Regions from separate parts of the Homo sapiens genome. Here region 1 is linked to region 2. Evidence: read pairs that join two places in POLR2A ChIA-PET (ENCODE). Cell type or tissue: GM12878. All regions are shown on one strand.

Region 1 (2,500 bases), 1.4 Mb after region 2:
GAATGGAACCTAGGCAGTGCCTCTGATTGTCATGCAAGCTCAGGTGTGGCACAAGCCAGCCTGGGAGGCAAACCATGGGCCTCAGGCCAGAACTTGAGCCACATGCATTCAACTCTGTGTTTCCAGATGTTCCGTGTGCATGCTGGTTCTCACTAGCAATGGTTGGCCAGATCCAGCCCTCCACCTGGTTTTGCTAATAAAGTTTTATTGGCACATGGCCATACCCATTCATTTACATACCACTTAAGACTGCTTTGGAGCCATAGCAGCTAAGCAGAGCAGTTGCAACAGAGAACATCAGGCCCCAAAGCCAAAAATAATGACTCCTTCATCCCTTCCAGAAAAGAATTTGCCCATCCCTAGACTCTGGAACATGACACTGACTACCCTTATGTAACTCCCAGCCTGTGAGTCTCAAGCCTGTGACTCTAAACCTTGATCAGGTGCCTCCCTCTGGTCTTTGCCCCAGCCTGGATGTTTTCTCTGTGCTGTATTTCTCTTGCATTTTTACATCTCAAGAGCAGGATCACTTGCAGCTTGTTTAACAATAGGAAAGTACCTAATCACGGCAGGGATTTTTAGCCCCTCACCCGATGGGAAGCTGCTGTGGCATTTCAAACAGGCACCGGGGACATTCTGAGCCCACATGGGTCCAGGGCACCACGTGATATTGCTGCATATCACCCAAGACCCGAGCAGCACTGGTGTCCCCAGAGGCTCCATGCAGAGCCAAAGGCACCAGGCAGGGGCTGCATTCTGTGTGGCTCCATTTCCTTGACACCCAAGAAATGCAAAACGAGGGGGACACATTCTAGATCTTGTCTGTAGCTGAATACATCTGTCAGAGCTGAGACCTGAATATGTGGGGAAAAAAGCCAATTTATTCCATATAGATTAGACCTTAAGAGCTTCTTTTTTTTCTTTTTTTTTTTTTTTTTGAGATAGCGTCTCACTGTTGCGCAGGCTGGAGTGTAGTGGCACAATCTCAGCTCACTGCAACCTCTGCCTCCTGGGTTCAAGTGATTTTCATGCCTCAGCCTCCTGAGTAGCTGGGATTACAGGTGTGCGCCACTAGGCCTGGCTAATTTTTTTTGCATTTTTATTTATTTATTTATTTATTTTTATTTTTGAGACAGTTTCGCTCCTGTTGCCCAGGCTGGAGTGCAATGGCAGGATCTCGGCTCACTGCAACTTCCGCCTCCAGGGTTCAAGCAATTCTCCTGCCTCAGCCTCCTGAGCAGCTGGGATTACAGGCATGTGCCACCACGCCCGGCTACTTTTGTATTTTTAGTAGAGACAGGGTTTCACCATGCTGGTCAGGCTGGTCTTGAACTCCTGACCTCAGGTGATCCACCCGCCTCGGCCTCCCAAAATGCTGGGATTACAGGCGTGAGCCACGGTGCCCAGATTTTTTTTTTTTTTCCTTTTGCATCTTTAGTAGAGACGGGCAATCCACCCGCCTCGGCTCCCAGAGTACTGGGATGACAGGCGTGAGCCACCACGTCCGGCCACAAAAGAGCTTTGATGCACACGGTGACAGCCACATGGTGCACCCGGAAGAACAAGGGGCCTGAAGTTAGTTAGACCCTCCTTGCTGGTTCTACCACAGTCGCACGCCCCACCCCCTCCCCGAGCCCAGGTTCCTCACTCAGCAGCAATTTTGGTTGCTCTGAGGAGCGTATGGAAAGGCTTCAGCGGCCGTTCCAGAGGCTACTGGGTCTGTTAACGCCTCAGTGTGCAGGCACATCCTCCAGGACAGGGTGAAATATGGGTGTTGGATGAGTCGAGTGTTGACAGAGACCACCTTGGCTGGTTGCAGTGGCTCACGCATGTAATCCCAACACTTACGGAGGCCAGGGCAGAAGGATTGCTTGAGCCCAGGAGTTAGAGTCCAGCCTTGGCAACATAGTGAGACCCCGTCTCCACAATAAAATTAAAAATTAAGGCCAGGCACGGTGGCTCACGCCTGTAATCCCAGCACTTTGGGAGGCCAAGGCAGGCAGATCGCTTGAGGCCATGAGTTCGAGACCAGCCTGGCCAACATGGCAAAACCCCGTTTCTACTAAAAATACAAAAATTAGCCAGGCATGGTGGTGCGTGCCTGTAATCCCAGCTACTCAGAAGGCTGAGGCTGGAGAATCGCTTGAACCCAGGAGGGAGAGGTTGCAGTGAGCCAAGACTGTGTCACTGTACTTCAGCCTGGGCGATAGAACAAGACTCCACCTCAAAAATATATGTATATATTAAAAATTAACCAGGTGTGGTGTTGTGCGCCATAGCCCCAGCTACACAGGAGGCTGAGGCAGGAAGATTGCTTGAGCCCAGGAAGTGGAGTTTGCAGTGAGCCAAGATTGCGCTAGTGCACTTCAGCCTGGATAACAGAGTGAGACCCTGTGTCAAAAAAAAAAAAAAAAAAAGTACAAAGGGCCATCTTGGCCAGACACAGTGGCTTATGCCTGTAATCCCAGGACTTTGGGAGGTCAAGGCAGGCAGATCACCT
Region 2 (2,500 bases):
TAAATCTGAACCAACCAGACTTCCTCTGGGGTTATCCATGTAGGAAAGCAGAGGCAGGAGACTGTGTTGCTCTAAGGAAGGAGCCAGAAATCATGCTTTGGTTGTTTTCCAGCTCCCATGAGGTATGCCTCTATGTTCTGAGGCAATGAAATGTAGCCATCAGACAGAAAGAAGGGCGTGGGAATCAGCAGGGCTCAGTTCAAATCCCTCCTCTGGCTGTTGTGTAATGATTATTTATTTATTTATTTATTTATGTATTTATTTATTTATTTTTGTAGAGACAGAGTTTCATTCTGTTCCCCAGACTGGAGTGCAATGGTGCAATCATAGTTCACTGCAACCTCAAACTCCTGGATTCAAGCAATCTTCCTACCTCAGCCTCCCAAGTAGCTGGGACTACAGGCACACACCACCTCACCCAGCTAATGTTTTATTTTTTATTATAGAGATGGCATCTTGCTATGTTGCCCAGGCTGGTCTGGAACTCCACCCCTCAAGTCATCCTCCTGCCTGGGATTCCCAAAGTGCTGGAATTACAGAAGTGAGCCACTGCATCTGGCCAATATTTTGTAAAGTTGAGCAGATTCCTTTATCTCTCTGTACCTCCCTACCTCAAAGGGTTGTTGTGGGAAGGAAATGAGCTTTTCTTAAGTGACCTGGCATGCAGTAGATGCTACATATGATAATTAATACAGTAAATGAGTGACTGTACATGGTCTTTGCTCAGTAACTTTAATTTCATGAGATTTCTATGTGTCTTTATGAAACAATTAAATATATTCAATTTTTTTTTTTTCAAAAGACAGGGTCTGGCTCTGTCACCCAGGCTGGAGTGCAGTGGCACAATTATCATAGCTCACTGCAGCCTTCGGCTCCTGGGCTTAAGCGATCTTCCCTTCTCAGCCCCCTTAAATAGCTGGGACTACAGGCATGCACCACCATGCTTAGTTAATCTCTTTTTTAAAAAATTTGGCAATGTGTGACCAGGTGCAGTGGCTCACGCCTATAATCCCAGCACTTTGGGAGGCCAAGGTGGGCAGATCACTTGAGATCAGGAGTTCGAGACCAGCCTGGGCAACATGGTGAAACCCTGCCTCTACTAAAAATACAAAAATTAGCCAGGCATGGTGGCACAGGCCTGTGGTCCCAGCTACTCAAGAGGCTGAGTTAGGAGAATCGCTTGATCTGGGAGATGGAGGTTGCAGTGAGCCAAGATCACACCACTGCACTCCAGGCTGGGTGACAGAGCAAGACTCCTTCTCAAAAAAAAAAAAAAAAAAAGGAGTAAACTACCACTCTGCTTTCTGTTTCTACGGATGTGTCTGTTCTGAACATTTTACATAAATGGAATCATACGAGATGGGGCCTTTTGTGTCTCATTTCTTTCACTGAACATAATGTTTTAGGGTTCATTTGCATTGTAGCATGCAATTGTAACAGTATTAAAACACCACAGCATGCGTCTGAGCTTTATTCCTGTTTATGGCTGAACGATTTTCCATTTTATGAATATGCGTCATCTTTTCATGGACATGAGGGTTGTGCCCCACCTGTTGGCCTTCGTGAACAATGCTGCAATGAAAATGCTTGTAGCATTTGGAACCTATCAGTGGTTTCCAGGGGCTGGGGTGAGGGGAGAATGGGGAGTGACTGCTAATAGATACGGTGTTTCCTTTTGGGCTAATAAAAAATTATTACCTTTGTCTGGAACTAGGCAAAGGTGGTGTTAGTGCAACAGCATAAATGTTCTTGATGCCACTGAATTGTATACTTTTAAGTGTTTATGTGGAAATCCAGTAATAAAAGGCAAATGCAGTGGGCTTTCTCAAAAATAAAATAAAATAAAAATAAAGAAATAAAATAAAATAAAAATAAAGAAAAGAAAATAAATAAATAAATAGGTAAATTTCAGGTTGTATGTATGTTATTACAATAAAAAGATCATTTTAGAAAGGGTAGTTCACTTCCCTTTAAGTGGGCTCAGGTCCTCAGTCAAGCCCTGGCAGATTTATAGTGAGAGATGAAGGAAGAACCAGCTCCTTTGGTGAGCAGAGGCTGCATTCTCCAAACATCGTTGGTCTCCAGAGTTTCTTGGTCTCTCTTCCTGGAATCACTCTCGTTTTGCCCCACTTCTGGGTCAGTACTTGCCCGTAGCTCCACAGAATAGTGGCCCCCACAGCACCACCATGTCCCGCCACTCTGAGATCTTAGAGGAGTAAATGACTTGGAAACAAGAACCTCCAAGAAGAGGCCAAATGGGCGAGATTGGTGCCCTGGGGTGGTGCTCACAAACCCTCTGTGGCTCCCCAGTGCCTAAGGCAGGGTTTCTCAACCTTGGGACTGTTGATATTTAGGGCCAGGTCATTCTTTCTGTGGGGAGCTGTTCTGTGTCTCATAACATGTTTAGTAGCATCCCTGGTCTCTGTCAACTCAATGCCAGCAGCCATTGCTCAGTCATGACAACCAAAAAATGTCTCCAGAAAACACCCATGTCTCCATG

The links. Peaks named below come from ENCODE experiments on the same cell type or tissue, not always from the same donor. Only the 100,000 strongest peaks of a DNase experiment are listed, where the experiment ranks them.
Region 1: POLR2A ChIA-PET joins it to region 2 with 5 read pairs; 1 of 35 experiments calls an interaction of 5 or more read pairs at or near these places.

What each region holds. Positions count from the first base shown.
Region 1 is chr19:17,159,590-17,162,089 of GRCh38, forward strand. The region is part of intron 8 of MYO9B (myosin IXB); the gene reads left to right. Among named protein-coding and RNA genes, the nearest start is that of USE1, 55 kb to the right of the region's middle. RefSeq lists enhancers at 1-409, 410-1,227, 1,228-2,043. In GM12878, no CTCF peak of the experiment used is centred here; no DNase peak of the experiment used is centred here; H3K27ac peaks cover 339 bases.
Region 2 is chr19:15,809,032-15,811,531 of GRCh38, forward strand. All of the region lies in intron 2 of OR10H1 (olfactory receptor family 10 subfamily H member 1), which reads right to left. Among named protein-coding and RNA genes, the nearest start is that of OR10H1, 5.4 kb to the right of the region's middle. In GM12878, a CTCF peak has its summit at 1,555; a DNase peak (open chromatin) is centred at 1,489.